Linked DNA regions of Homo sapiens: region 2 is linked to region 1. Evidence: chromatin loops called from intact Hi-C (ENCODE). Cell type or tissue: B cell. All regions are shown on one strand.

What was found. A loop is a pair of places that touch in the nucleus more often than their neighbours do. Peaks named below come from ENCODE experiments on the same cell type or tissue, not always from the same donor. Only the 100,000 strongest peaks of a DNase experiment are listed, where the experiment ranks them.
Region 2: it touches region 1 in a loop (4-fold over the local background); 7 of 110 quality-filtered maps call a loop at or near these places.

What each region holds. Positions count from the first base shown.
Region 1 is chr3:9,349,229-9,357,228 of GRCh38, forward strand. It overlaps a transcript of SRGAP3 not described here and the pseudogene PGAM1P4. Among named protein-coding and RNA genes, the nearest start is that of THUMPD3, 9.8 kb to the right of the region's middle. In B cell, CTCF peaks have their summits at 4,118 (motif pointing right) and 4,321; DNase peaks (open chromatin) are centred at 4,133 and 5,053; H3K27ac peaks cover 2,189 bases.
Region 2 is chr3:9,448,372-9,456,371 of GRCh38, forward strand. SETD5 (SET domain containing 5) reads left to right here. Exons shown (of 23, transcript NM_001080517.3): 16 at 17-259; 17 at 5,368-5,497. Among named protein-coding and RNA genes, the nearest start is that of SETD5, 55 kb to the left of the region's middle. In B cell, no CTCF peak of the experiment used is centred here; no DNase peak of the experiment used is centred here; H3K27ac peaks cover 1,199 bases.

The sequences.
Region 1 (8,000 bases):
TCCCTGCCCATCGCGTCCCCCTGCCCCTCCCTCCTGCACATGTCACACTGACCACATCTGTAGGCATCTTGAGCTGTAGCTGCAGATGGGCACCAGTGGCTCCCATTTTCATTTTAGCCATTTTGTCTCCTGCACCCACTCCCTTCATACAATCTAGTCAGAACAGCACTTCTAGGGCAAGGCTTCTCAGCCCAAGCTGTGGAAAGCTCCTCTTGTCCAACAGAGTTTAAAGGTAGTGACCTGGGTTTTCACAAGTGCTTTGTTTACTAAGGATTTGTGGGGAGGAACCATGCCAAGCCATGACCAATGAAGCAAGACAGCCTGTTAAGCCACTGCCTGGGGGCTCTATTCATTCCAGTGGAAGATGAATATAACCTCTATGGTGATATGACAACTGTTTCTTCCCTGACCCCAGAGAAGCTGGCTCCAGAAGGTTGGGATCAATCCTGAATTTAGTTTATGTGTTACATTTATTTTATTTTTTTAAAAAGGTATAGTATATATAAATAATACAAAACAATAATCCTTCTGGGATTTCTCGTGGCAGTTGAAATAGTCCCACATGTGGTCATCAGAAAATAAGCCATTCCTCATACCAACATGGAATAAGCTCCTTGACCTCTGAGGGTTAGAAGTACTTCCTGCTGTGTGTTTTGGAATCCCTCCCCCACCTTGTTTCGTGACAATGAAATGCCTCTTGGTCTTGTCCAAGTGTGTCTCTCTCTGACTGATTTCTGAATCATGTTCTAGTTGCTTGGCCCTGACACATGGGCCCAGTGTTCATTTGAGCATAGCAGTACTAAATCCTTTTTCCTGATCTGTACAATAAAGGAGTGATCTGTAAAAAAAAAAAGACAAATGTGAATAATTTCATTTATTATAGTCCTGAGTTGCCATAGGTTATATTTATTGAGTGCCATCTACTCTATGTCAGACACTGTCCTAAGTGCTTTACGTGCACAATTTAATTCAGTCAACACATATTCACTGCACACCTTGTGTGTGCCAGGCACTTTTCTAAGCAAAGAATATTTTTGTAGAGAACAAAACAGATGAAAATCTCCTTCTTGGAGCTTACATTTCAGTAGGGAAGGTCTTATTTAATCATCACAACAAAGAAAAGAGATAGGAAAGGCAAGGAGAGAGGGAAAGGATATGTATGGACAGAAAAAGATAATTTAGGGAGGGGAATGCAAAGGAGAAGAAGGTTAGAGTAAAGCATCATCTTCAGGGCTTTGAGATGCTGGATGAAATGGATAAGTCCCTGTCCATGCCTCAGACTCTTCAACATGATGGCTAGGAGGGTCCCAGTACAATGGGTTTAGTGAAAAGTCTGAGTTGTAACTATGTTTGAAGAAATATGCTTCCACATTATTTCAAATGTAGATGGTAATTTGAGGTGCTAACAAAGTCTTTCTGAATAGACTTTCTGAATAGTCTTTCTGTTTTAATAAAGAGATCAGACACATCTGTAATAAGCAGTGTTCACTTGCACATGTAACTCTTCTTTCTTCCAGCTACTCTGGTGAAAGGGAAAAAAAATCAGTGGCCTAATGATGAGCCAGCTAGCTGGCTGAATTTCTCACCAGCACCAACCATAATATTAATAGATACCATTAACTGAGAACTTATTATTTGCTACATAACAAACTACCCCAAAACTTAGTAGTTTACCACAGTGATTTATTATTTCTTGTCATCCCGGGGGTTGGCAGGTGAGTTCTGGGCTCACCTAGGCTTGCTCATGTGACTGTAGTCAGATGGTGGGCTCTGCTAGGATGCTGGCTCCCTCATGCCTCTTTTTTCATGTGGTCTTTCAACATGCAAGAGTTCAGGCTGGGCTTCTTTACATAGAGGCAAGAGCAGTCCAAGAGAGGAAAAAAGGAGGCTCTTGCAACCTAGACTTGGAATTAGCCAGTGACACATCTGCCACATTCTAGGGGGTCAAAGTAAATCATAAACCCAGCCGAGATACCACCTTTTCTAGAAAGCAATAGTGGTACTTATAACCATGAGAAGAATTGTTGAAAAACCTTTGTAGGCAATCTACTTCATTTGCCATGTGCCAGAAATTTTACCTTATCTCAGTGAAACTTCCCAGCAATTTATGAGATAGTCACCATTGTATCCCTATTTTCCAGTCAAAGAAAATGTTCCTGAAAGGCTAAATATCCTTTTGCAAGTTGGTGGAAGATCTAGGACCAATCTTAATCGCGTTAGAGTTCCAATTCACAAGCATCCTTCAATAAGGGATCCCAATTCACAAGCATCCCTCAATAAGGTCAGTAGAGTTAGAGGGATTGAACCCCATATTCCCTCCTCCCTGAGGGAAGAAGAAGAGCCTGGAACAGTCATGTGCTGCGTAACAAAGTTTTAGTGAATGCATGGACCGCATATACAAAAGTGGTCCCATAAGATTATAATACTCTATTTTTCCTGTACCTTTTTTATGTTTAGATACACATATACTTACCATTGTGTTACAATTGCCTACAGTATCCAATACAGTAACATACTGTCAGGTTTGTAGCCTAGGAGCAACAGGCTGTATCAAACAGCCTAGGTGTTGTCAAATTATACCCCCAGTTAACAGACAAAATGGATTCTCTGTGGCTCAAAAGTAAAAACAGACCCAAGGGGCCATGGAAGGGTGAGGGAGCAGTCAAGCTCTTCGTGTCCTTAGAGAATGCTGCAAAACCTGTTTTTCTGCAACCAAGTCAAAGAAGAGTTCCTGGAAACAACGGCAGCTGGGAATTCCCCAGTTGACCACCACAAGACCACCTCCTGCCAACAGACAACCTGGAACCAGCCAATTAAGAGAGACTGGTGATTTGGGGCTTTAAGGCCATCTAATCGACACTCTGTTTCTGACTCCCCTGATTACCCTCCCCTGTCCTGCAGTTTTTGCCTTTATAATCTCTAACTTTCCACCCTGCTTAGAGCCCACTTCTGTTTTACACCTGAAGCTGCATTTCCCCAATCTGCAGATTGTTTTTTACAGAAAATAAAACTCTCCCCTTTTCCTCCACAGATGTTATGGACATTTTTTTTTTTTTTTTTTTTGAGATGGAGTCTCACTCTGTCACCCAGGCTGAAGCACAGTGGCACGATCTCAGCTCACTGCTGCCTCCACCTCCCAGCTTCAAGTGATTCTCCTGCCTCAGCCTCCTGAGTTGCTGGGATTACAGGCACGCATCACTACGCCTGGCTAATTTTTGTATTATTAGTAGAGATAGGGTTTCACCATGTTGACCAGGCTGGTCTCAAACTCCTGACCTCAGGTGATCCACCCACCTCGGCCTCCCAAAGTGCTGGGATTACTGGCGTGAGCCACCATGCCTGGCCTCATGGTCTTTTGTTAACAGTGTGTAGCTGGCTATGGGTTCACACAATGACAAAATCACCTAACAGCACATTTCTCGGATCATATCCCCTTCTTTTAGCAATGCATGTCTGTAGTTAAGAGCTCTGCAGCTGGGGTCAGGCCACCTTGGTGTGCGTTTGAATCTTGGCTCTAAGTCTCATCAACTCTGTGACTTTAGGCCAGTTAGTTAGCCTCAATTTCATCACCTGTATAACACGGCTAATAAGAATATCTACCCCCATAGACTATTATGTGATATACAGGTAAAACTCTGCCTCAACTGAGTATGTGCTCTGTAAATGCTGATTTCTGTTGTTGTTCCCTGAGTGTCCTGATTGGTTTACCATGAATCAAGCAGTACTACAGTCCCAAGGCCACAGTCTCTAGGGCTGTTGTTGATGCTGAGCCTATGTGGCTTTATCATCATTGTCCCTGCTGATCTTGCTGGTGATTCTGCTTTGCCTTTGGCACCGTGTTGCTGCTGCAGTGACCACTGCTGAGGGATCCTGTCCCTTTCTTTGCTCATTTGTTGCACTTCCTGCTTCCTGCAGCTGCCCCTTTGTGCAGGAGACCTGATGGCTATCCATGTTTACCTACAACATTCTCCCTTGTCAGTGCTCTTTTCGTTCCTCTGATATCACACAGGGAGGAGAGAATGGAAGTTTCCCAGATTCAGGACATTCGCTGTATTTGACTCCTATACTAACTCAATTTGTGTTTTCTGTGCTTTGCAAAAGCAGTGTTTCAGCAGGAGGAACCACTAGGTGGCAGGGGTGCTGCATTCCCCAGCTCATGACCTTCTTCCAGTAATCTCAGTTATAAGGATACAGTTCCTTTCCAAACGAATGAGCTGCTTTTAAATCAACTTACTTATCAACATGAAATTCAAGGAGAAGAATAAATTTCATATACATTCTCTTGAAAATTTACTGTGATGGCACTAAGTCCACCAACAAGCTCTCACAGGGGTTATGTTACTAAAGCGGTTTTATAGCCCTTGGCTTGAAAGGGCACGGGAAAAGTAAATAAGCCTCTGCTTGCTTAGAGCACAGCCAAAGCTGATTGTATTTCCCTCTAGTTGTTAACACCTGACAGGACAAAGGTCCTTCGGGTTAAAGGTTCATGGACTCCTAGGCTATTATTTCATTAATAAGATTATATTAATAGATACATCTCTTATCTCTCAATGAGGTCCCAAAAGGTTTTCTTGGGGGAGATGGAATTTCAGTAGTGTACTGAATGAAAAGCAGGTGTAGGGGCATCCTTCTTTCAATTACATCCCCACAGGAATCCAACTGGCCAAGTGGGATCTTCTTTTAACAAAATAGATTGGGGAGTACAAGGAAGGGAGGAGAGGTAAAGGCCAGGAGTGCCAATGAAACCCTTGTCTCACAGTGCGGGGGATCAAGAGATGCTGTGCATAACTGACAGAACAAGAAGATGTTTAATACTAATATATCCCTTACACTTAAAAGGTAAATTTAATGTAGAGGAACAAACTACATTGGGTTGTAGCTATAATGGCAGAAGAAGGAAGGGGGCGACAGGATGGTGGTAATGTTAATAGGCTAAACTTCAAGTACCATAACAAAGTCCGCAGATAATAGCAAAAATTGAAAAAGCAAGAAATGGCACTACAAACGTGTCTTTTAGAGCCATGAAGGTAATCACCATAGAAACGAAAAGCAGAAGTGGCTAACAGTCCTTGCCTCTCTCTGCAGGAGAGGAAGAAGGTGGGCAAGGGAGTGGCTGTGCTATCTGACTTTCTACCCAGGACCTTGTTTTACTTTAAGAATAGGCAAGGAGGCCGGGCGCGGTGGCTCATGCCTGTAATCCCAGCACTTTGGGAGGCCGAGGCGGGTGGATCACGAGGTTAGGAGATCGAAACCATCCTGGCTAACACGGTGAAACCCGGTCTCTACTAAAAAACACAAAAAAAATTAGCCGGACATGGTGGCAGGCGCCTGTACTCCCAGCTACTGAGGAGGCTGAGGCAGAAGAATGGTGTGAACCCGGGAGGCGGAGCTTGCAGTGAGCCGAGATTGCGCCACTGCACTCCAGCCGGGGTGACAGAGCGAGACTCCATCTCAAAAAAAAAAAAAAAAAAAAGAATAGGCAAGGATAGGAAGACATTAAGGTAAAAAAGATATCCAGGTTTGTGGGAACAAGCACCACTGAGCTCCTCCTCATTTGTGTCACTATATCTGATATGAATCATCACACTTAATCATATGCTTGTTTACTCTTTAGTTTAATATAACCACTACTTCCAGTTAGAAAGAAATGAGTGGCTTCAATTTCTACATGTAATGTTACCTGTCTCAAACTGGCATTTTCTAGCAAGATCCATTTTAGTCAATATTTTCCAAGGAGGTCATCTGGTTCTTTCTGATATAAACGAACATACCATTTTTCTTTGTAATAAACCAGAACCATAAAGAGCATATGTGCCCACTTGTACTTACTTTGTGACAGTTTAGCCTCGTTCTTGGCCATGCATCTGTCAGCAGGACATGGTTACTCTAAACCAGCAAATCTGCTAAGTCTGACCCTCAAACTTCCTCTCCTTTCTTTTCAAACCCAAATCTAAAACACCAGCAATGACAGCCCATCCTTCAAAACACCCCAGAATTTGACAGTTCTCACCACACCCACCCCTAATATCCTAGTTTGAGATATCATCATCTCTCACTTGGACCAATGAAATCACCTAGTAACTGCTTCCATTCCTGCTCCCTAACATTGTCCAGGCAGCAGCCAGAGTGATTGTCTGTTTGTTCGTTTGTTTTGGTCAGGCACGGTGATAATTTGTGAGACACTGACTTCTACGATGTATCCATCCCATCTCTCTTCCACCTCTATCCTGCTCACTCCTCTGCAGCCTCACTGGCCACCTGGCTATTCCTAGGCCCTGCTGAATATGCTGAGGCCTTCTGCCTGGGATGCTCCCCTCCTGGCTATCTAAATAGCTTGCTCTGTTGTTTCATTCAGGGTCTACTTTGTCACCTTATCAAAGAGGCTTTACCTGACCACCTGACATACAATAGACATATTCCTCCACCTCTCCAGCACCGTCCACCAACCACCTTGCTTAATTTTTCTCCCTAATGCTTATTACCACAGAAATGTGATGTATATATTTTCTGTATTATCTGTTTCTTCCATTAGAACACAAGTAATTTATAAAGTAAAGACATTTATTTCTCACATTTCTGGAGGCTGGAAAGTCCAATGTCAAGGTGCTGGCATCTGGTGAGGGCCTTCTTGCTATGTCACCCCACGGCAGAAGGCAGAAGGGAAAGAGAACACACATGAGAGGGAGAAGGGAGCAAAACTCATCCTTTTATCTGGAATCCACTCCTGCAATAATTAACCTACTTCCATGATAACAGCATTAATTCATTCATCTAGGTAGAGCCCTCATGATCTAATCACAGCTTAAAGATCCCACTTCTCAACACTGTTCCAATGGGGCTTAAGTTTCAAACACATGAACTTTGGTGGCACACATTCAAACCACAGTAACATACTACCGGTGAACAACATGGGATAGAGAGATATTTCCTGAACCGTGAGACCTGTTTATGGGACTTTTTTTTCTTTTTTTTTTTTTTTTTTTGAGACAGGATCTCACTGTCACCCAGGCTGGAATACCATGGCACGATCTTGGCTCACTGCAACCTCCACCTCCCAGGCTCAAGCAATCCTCCCACCTCACCCTCCTAAGTAGCTGGGACCACAGGTATGCACTATCATGGCCAGCTAATTTTTTTTTTTTTTTTTTTTTTTTTTTTTTTTGAGACAGAGTCCCGCTCTATCGCCCAGGCTGGAGTGCAGTGGCGCAAACTGGGCTCACTGAAAGTGCTGCCTCCCGGGTTCATGCCATCCTCCTGCCTCAGCCTCCTGCGTAGCTGGGACTACAGGCGCCCGCCACCACATCCGGCTAATTTTTTTGTATTTTTAGTAGAGATGGGGTTTCACCGTGTTAGCCAGGATGGTCTCGATCTCCTGACCTCGTGATCCGCCCGCCTCAGCCTCCCACAGTGCTAGGATTACAGGCGTGAGCCACCACGCTCAGCCAATTTTTGTATTTTTTGTAGAGATGAGGTTTTGCCATGTTGCCCAGGTTGGTCTCAAACTCCTGAGCTCAAGCAACCCACCTGCCTCGGCCTCCTAAAGTGCTGGGATTACAGCCATGAGCCACTGTGCCCAGCCTGGGACATGATTTTAGATAGTACAAAGATAGGCATTAAATAACACCAAATCAGGTCAAGAGAATATTTTCTTTTGATGACTTAATCTCTCTCATTATGTCAAGAAAATCTCATTATTGCTAGTTTGTCTCTAATATTTGTAATTTGTATTTTTTTATATTATTTTATTTTGGGGGGTGGGTGTGGTGGCTCATGCCTGTAATTCCAGCACTTTGCAAGGCCAAGGCAGGCAGATCACTTGAGCTCAGGAGTTCAAGACCAGCCTGGGCAACATGGCAAAACCCCATCTCTACTAAAAGTACAAAAATTAGCCAAGCATGGTGGTGTGAGCCAGAGGCTGAGGTGGGAGAGTCGCTTGAGCCTGGGAGCCAGAGGCTGCAGTGAGCTGAGATCGCACCACTGCACTCCAGCCTGGGCAACAG
Region 2 (8,000 bases), 99 kb after region 1:
CTCTTTTTTACCTTAGTATCTAGTTACAGAATGGTTGAATGACAAAGCAGAGAAGCAAGAGTGCCCTGTTGAGTGCCCTTTACGTATCACAACGGATCCAACTGTACTGGCAACGACCCTAAACATGTTACCAGGTCTTATCCATTCCCCGTTAATTTGCACCACCCCCAAACACTACATTCGCTTTGGCTCACCCTTTATCCCTGAGAGACGTCGAAGGCCCCTTCTGCCTGATGGCACATTCAGCTCCTGTAAGAAGGTATGTCTGTGTTTTTGTGTGTGTGTTGTGTTTATGTGTGTGTGCTTTATTTTTTTAAGCCTAAGATTCCTATCATCATGACATAAATAAAATGTTCTCTAGATAGCCACTCTGCCCATGTGAGTTTATAATGAGTTAGTTGTTCAGCCATAAATACTGATTCATCAAGAGTCTGTGAGACTGTGGTGGAATGAATGTACTGCATTTTTAGTGCTCAGATTTGTGACTGGTCACTGATGTCTCTTCTGAGAACCCTTGAGGTTCCTGAGTGAGAGCACACAGCAGTGGATGACTGGGTAGAGACGGATATGTTTTGTGTGTGCTCTTGTGATATGGGTTAACATGTCCATTTATGATTATTGTGTGAGATTAGGCCCTGGGTCCTCTAGAACACTGTTGCATAAATGAAAAAAATTAAATTGTTTTGAATCAATTCAACCGTTATTATCCACTATCATCACTTGAAGGAAATTAGAGGAAAAATCCTATTGTAATTGGCATAATTCCTGTTCCTTGATCAAATGACAAGTCGGACTGTTTATTCCAAGAGAATACAGAATCTACCCTAAAAGACTCTCTTTCCCTCTCTGTTTCTGCCTCTTTCTCCTCTTTCCAGTTACTTACTGTTTTTGGATCTAGTGGCAGTAGCGTTTGGTGGTGTTTTTGGAATGCTCTTTCTTAATTCCCAGAAGCCCTGCATATTTTCCAAAGGTGTCTCTTAGGAATAGATCACTCCCTCAGATCTATGATGTCGTTTTCCATGTTTCTAGAAGTATAGGACACCCTTTCATTTGGTCTTCCTTTGAGGTAGAGTCTGTTCCCTGGAACACCCTTTTCTCTTATCCTCAGATCTGGATTCAGGCTGCCTTCCTCAGTGTCTGCCATTGCCCTCCTCCACTGGCATCACGTACATGAGGATGCTGCATGTAGATTATTTGATGTGATGAAGTCTCCAACTCCAGGCAGGTCTTCCCTGACTCCTCCAAACTTAAAAGCTTTTCTCTTTCCCCAAAGAACAGAAGTTATTTCTCCGGGGGAGGGGGGCATGAAAGATGAGCCAAAGTGGTGTGGGATATGGAGGGGAGGAGGGCAATAGGAATCTGCAAAAAGGAAGGACACTACTGCTGAATGAGCAGCACATTGCAGAAAGTCTTTTCCTAATTGCACATCTTACCTAAACATTGGAATCACTCATTGGTTTGTTCGGGGAAACGCTCGTAGAATTCCTAAAGAGAAATTTGACCATTTCTAAGGATGTTAACTGTTGAAGCATCTTATCAAGCCAGGTCGTACAATCTCCTATTTTGGTCCTTTAAGGAGTGTAGGCAATTATTTATTACAGATAAGTAATGAAGTCTGAGCTGCAAATAATATGAACTAGGCTCTTGAATTGAAATTCCTTCTTGATAATTCTAATGCTGGGTTGCAGTCTTTCTGTTTCCATCTTTTCCAACTAGCAGAGACTTAACGAAAACCAAAAACGTGTCTAGGACTGTAACTTCAGATCTGGTAGAAAATGCATTTCTTTAAGCTTTTTTAACTTGGTTCTGCTTTTATACTTGTATCTATAGCACATCCTTAAATTTCTACGGGCAACAGATAGAAATTCCATTTAACACAAGTCCCTGTTATATTCTCCAAGTGTATCTGACTATCCTTAATCTCATTTATACAGGCTCTACTCAAGCACTTTTATCTATGTGTCATGGTTAGTCTTTAGGAAGAGTTTAGGCTGCATACACAGGATTATCATAACAAGACTATTTAAATAGGATCTTTAAAAACTGTTTAAGTCATTGCTTTATTGTGTGCTGTTCACATATCAAGATTCTATTTTTTAAAATACAGCTTTTTATGAGGCAAAATAAAATGAAATGGAATGTTTTAGCTAGAATAGAATTTGGCTTTATAGCAGTGAAGAAGAGTTCTTCTTCTAATATTGGTCTTCTTCTAATATCTCCTAATATTGGTTAGAAAGGACTTACCTAATGCAGAACCTAAGAACATTTTCATTATTCAACAAAATTGTAATAAAATTCTGAAAATCCCTCAGAGTATAAGTTAATCAGATAGATAAGAAAACCCTCCATGGGATTATTTAGAACAATGTATATTTCTAATAGGCTCACTGTTTCATATCTCACTAAAGAGGTAAGGGCCTGGCCTTGTAAGTTAAAAACTTACCAGTATAGGACAAATTAAAGTTGTATCTGTATAGTTGTACTCAGATTCTTATGCTATTTATTTTTATTTTTATCATTATTATTCTGCAACTTCTGAAAAGAAGAGGAGTTCAGGTATTTGACAGAACATTTTATGATATCCCTAGAGTTTCTAAATTGAATCATAGTTTTTAAGAAGCATTTTGCATTTTTTAGTTCCTCAGTTGGTATTTTAAAAACATTTATAAGTGGCCAACAAGGCTCTCAGTAGTGTTTCACCTTGTTCTCTCTAAACTCCTCTTCTAAACACAATGTGTATAGGGCATTTGGTCTCCAGACTTCTTAGAAAAACCAGTCTGACTGATAATGAAACAGTGTGCTTTGCATTGATAATTAATATTTCATTTTATACACTGGAGCATTATCTGTAAATCTCCAAACATAGCATTGAAATTTAGTTGAACCGGGACTCGGTGAAAATCTGCTCAGTGTTCAGTACTGTACTATAAGCTTTCTTCACATACATTATCTCACTTACCATGCATGAAATTGGGATCATTGTCCTAAATTTATATATCCAGAAGCTTTGTCTCAGAAATGTTTGGTAACTTGTCCAAAGTGAAGCAGCTAATAAGTGACACAGCCAGATTTCTTCTGGTGGGGGATAGTAGGGGTTCACAGGGTCTCACTGTTGTCCAGGCTGGAGTGCAGTGGCATCATCACAGGCTCACTGCAGCCTTGACCTCCTGGGCTCAAATGGTCCTCCTACCTCAACCTCTCGTGTAGCTGGGACCACAGGCACACCACCACGCCTGGCTAATATTCATATTTTTTGTAGCGACAGGGTTTTGCTGTGTTTCCTAGGCTGATCTCAAACTCCTGAGTGCAAGGAGTCTGCCCACCTTGGCCTCACATTCTGCTGGGATTACAGATACGAGCTACTGAGCCCAGCCTCACAGCCAAGTGTCAAGCCAGGGCTTCTGGACTCCAAAACCTGTATTGCTTCCTTGCTCTTTCGCCATAATAGCGAGACCTTTAAAATATTTATCCATCTTTGAGCCTCCCAGAAAACTCCTTTGCAATATATTTTAATAGAGGTTCAGAGAAGGGAGAAATGTTCTTTTGATTTTAACAACTTGCTGAGTAGGTGCATCTAAAATTAACTTATTATCCATGAGGTTAATTGTATCTTGTTAGATACAAACAAATGTCCATGTTCCTTTTTTATATGAGTCCTGAAATATTGTAAAATTATACAACAGAACCTGGAGGAGTAGGTTTGATTGTATTTGCTGTGTTTCACCTCATAGCTAACCATGGTAGCATCTTTCTTCTAGAATACTCCTGTTCTGATTTTATGTTCCCTTTTTGTAGTCATCAGATCCAGAATGTAAATTATTTTACAAGTACATCTACTAGACCCTGGAAATATTAAAAAATTACTCAGATAGGAAAGCTTAGTGACCCCAAATGAGTGTTTTCTGCTTTGAAAAGAAAAACTTAAAGGTGGCCATAACAAAAGATTTTTCACTCCTGAGCCTAATTTTTCCATTTATAAAATGAGTGCTTTGGACAAGATGACTTCTAAGTTCTCTTCTAAGCTTTAAGGCTATATGTATGGTTCTGACAATTCATCTTTACATCATTATTCTGTATCTAAGATAGTTCATTCTTCGGATTTTTTATTTTGTTTTTGTGTTTGCTTTTCAGAGACCTGGTTGTATCCTAAAATGTTTACGTGATTCAAATTACCATTGAGAGCTCTTTTTTATATCCTTGTTCACTCTTCCTTCCAAGTGTTTACAGGTTTACAGTTTCAGTTTTGCTTTCATTTGGCCAGCCACAATGACATTTGTATGATGTAAGATTTTTTTTTTTTTTTTTTTTTTTTTGGTAAAATTTTTGTGGATTGTTTCCTAGGTTTCTAAGAGGGAAAATCTATGAGAATTGCTCTCTGGTGAAGAGAGTATTTACTTACCTGTAATACATGTTCTCTAAAGGTATAAATTATAATAATTCACCTTTGCTCTTCCTATTGGGGGAGGGTCTTACTCAGAAATTGATGTTTATCAAAATTCGATCTGTCTTATGTCAGGGCAGGAGAGCCACAGAGTGGTGAGCAACCTACAACTGTATATCTTAAGAGAACACAATTACAGGTAAGAAATTTTCTGTCTTCCACAGGATACATAATCTTATTATCCTAATCTTTGCAGGTTTACTATCTGGCCTAAATTTATTTCTTGTCAGTTTATTATTCTAATCTTTACTACCAAAAACTTGTGACTGATAGGTCTTCTTTTTGACTTTTTCCCTTTTTTTTGATTTCTACTGAAGCTCATTTCGTGATTTGCATTACTCATGCATAATTTAACCAAACTACTTGTTGGAGGGGGGAGTCCCATAGGTTATTTCATTTGAAATAAACCTTTTGGAAACGCTTTTGGTACCTGTAGTGAAGAGCTATTAATCCTCATCCAAAATCTTCCAATGAATCTTTTTTATTACCTCTTCACACGTCTCTAGCACGGGGCAGACAACTTTTAAGAGATCTTTATCTTCCTTCTAGGCGCTTATTTTATATATTAGTTTTATTCTATACGATCACAGTCTCTCCTAAATAAATGTTAAGATTTCTTCCTCAGTCTTGCCATTTTACACCATCCCAAATGGTATGAAAAGTTGAATAGCAGTCATTTTTTATTGGTTTTTGTCTTTTGATGGGATCTCATTATATGTAATCCAGATTTCCTCAAGTTTTTCAGTTAAAAGGAATTGATAGGACAATGTTCCAATATGCTGAGACACAAGACAATAAAATGCTTGACTGTGTAACTGAATTAGTGTGTTGAATTGTATCACTCACCAGTTGATGTACATTTAAAACAGGTGCACTAAATAGTTTTAGATAATTATTGATAATTCTCTGGTTCTTTTCAATTATAGCGCTGGATAAAACAAGCCTTAGAAGAAGGGATGACTCAAACATCATCTGTACCCCAAGAGACTAGAACTCAGCACCTATACCAAAGCAATGAGAATAGTAGCTCTTCTAGTATCTGCAAAGACAATGCAGGTACGTATCTAAAACCTTTCTGATTATATGACCAATGATTGTTTCAGGTCTGCATAAAAAATTTAAGTATGAGTATTTCTGATACAAAAAGAAATGGCGTGTTTTCTAAATAGTTACTTTACATCTGTCTTTACAGAGGAAGAGAGAGATCTCAAGTCAGGGATCAGTTTTCCCAGGACGACAAAGAAGGACTAGACAGTGTACAGATAACAGCAGAAATGGTTATAAAAAAGGTTAGATACATTTAAAGTAGTAAGTTTAGGAAATTTATATTCATATTTATAAGATGGGGCAAGGGCAAGAAAGTGGTGGAACACTAATATTCAGGAAAGAATTAAAATTCTGAGTGATTAAGTTGGGTGGGACATGGTTGAGGGAGCAGGGGATGAATGAAATAAGTGAAAAATTATTATCAATTGATTGTTTTCAAAGGGGCTTGTATAATTAGCATACAATTTTTAAAAGAACAGCCGGGCGCTGTGGCTCGCACCTGTAATCCCAGCACTTTGGGAAGCCAAGGTGGGTGGATCACCTGAGGTCAGGAGTTCGAGACCAACGTGGCCAACATGGTGAAACCCTGTCTCTACCAAAAATGCAAAAATTAGCTGGGTGTGGTGGCAGGTGCCTGTAATCCCTCCCTAAACAGGAGGCTGAGGCAGTGGAGAATCACTTGAACCCGGGAGGTGGAGGTTACAGTGAGCCAAGATCACGCCACTGCACTCCAGCCTGGGCGACAAGAATGAAACTCCGTCTCAAAAAAAAAAAAAAAAAAAAAAAAAAAACAAATTTTTTAAGACAGCTTTAAATCTAAAGTCTTTGTGCATTTTTAAACTAGATGTCAATGAAAAATCATCTGTTCCATTGGTTTTGACAGTGACTTGCAAAGGATGTAATTGAAAGCACTTGTGATATCTTAATGTATTTTGTGACAATCTTTTTACCAGTTTCTCCTGCAAATATCAGCTTAATTGAAAAGTTCTTTGTGATTTTCATAACTTTTCTCTAAATCAGTTTTTTAAATATTAGACAATCAAAATACCAAAGTAAATTAGATGCTAAAGCAACCTTTCAGGTTGCAACAAACAGAATATTTCACATTTTCATAAAAAACCCACTTCATTGTTCCTGTTTACCAACTTGCTGAATAAATGTAATGAACTTGAATTTAATTAGATAAATTTTTAGTAGCAGATATTGCAACTAAAATCAGAACTTTTCTTAAAGTTCTTACTTCATTTGGATTTTACTTCTTTTTAGATTTTATTTCAGAAAACGTGAATTGCCTTTTTTTCTTTTTTTCTTTTTTTTTTTTTTTTTTTTTTGAAATGGAGAATCAAGCGATTCTCCCTGCCTCAGCCTCCCGAGTAACTGGGATTACAGGCGCCCGCCACCTCACCCGGCAAATTTTTATATTTTGAGTAGAGACGGGGTTTCACCATGTTGGCCAGGCTAGTCTCGAACTCCTGACCTCAGGAGATCCGCCCACCTCGGCTTCCCAAAGTGCTGGGATTACAGGCATGAGCCACCATGCCTGGCTGTGAATTGCCATTTTTTAAATTATGGATTTAGTTTATTCTTTTGTCTCTAGATTAGATTATACCTCATAAGTTACCACCTATATACCTCAGGATAATAAAATTCCAGTTATCTGAAAGATAAATTATACTGTTTATTTAAAATATTTTCTTCTAGTATTCACCAAAAATTAGGGATATTTAGTCAAATATGAATAGTATAAAGAAATCTTGGTACCAGATTTCCATTTGTATTATTTCTTTTTTAACAGCTTTTAAGGTGTTAGTAAGAATATAACTTAGCTGAAATAGACTATCATGTTTGTGTATCTATCTGGTGTGTGTGTTAATGCATGTGTATAGTTAAGGTTGGGAACAGGAGATTGCATAGCAGTTCACATCCTGACTAGCAAAGGATTATAGGAAAAGTGTCTTTGTTATCACATGCCCTGGTTGGAAGGAAATTAGGATTCCTAGTCACCAGCCTTTTTTGTTATTGTTGAGCTTCTGCCCTAGTCTAACAGTGAGAAACACTCACAGGACACACCTTGCCCTTAAAAAGCAATGTAGGAAAATATTTGATTTTAAAAATCAAGCAGCAGTCAAATGCGCAAGTTATATTGCTACAAAATTAGCATAAATTCTGAGGAATTACTTTTATTTGTTGGCTCTCTTTTGTTTTTTTCAAGAATACCAAAGAGACATTAAGAAAGGGGAAAGGATTTCTATAATAGAAAAAATCAAACAGACCTTTACTTGAAAACCAGCTGTCCCCTTTACTAACTATATGATGTTACTAGAAGTCTCTGAGGCTAGGCGTTGGTGGCTCACACCTGTAATCCCAGCACTTTGGGAGGCCAAGGTGGGCGGATCATCTGAGGTCAGGAGTTCAAGACCAGCCTGGCCAACATGGTGAAACCCTGTCTCTACTAAAAATACAAAAATTAGCTGGGCCTGGTCACGTACCTGTAATCCCAGCTATTTGGGAG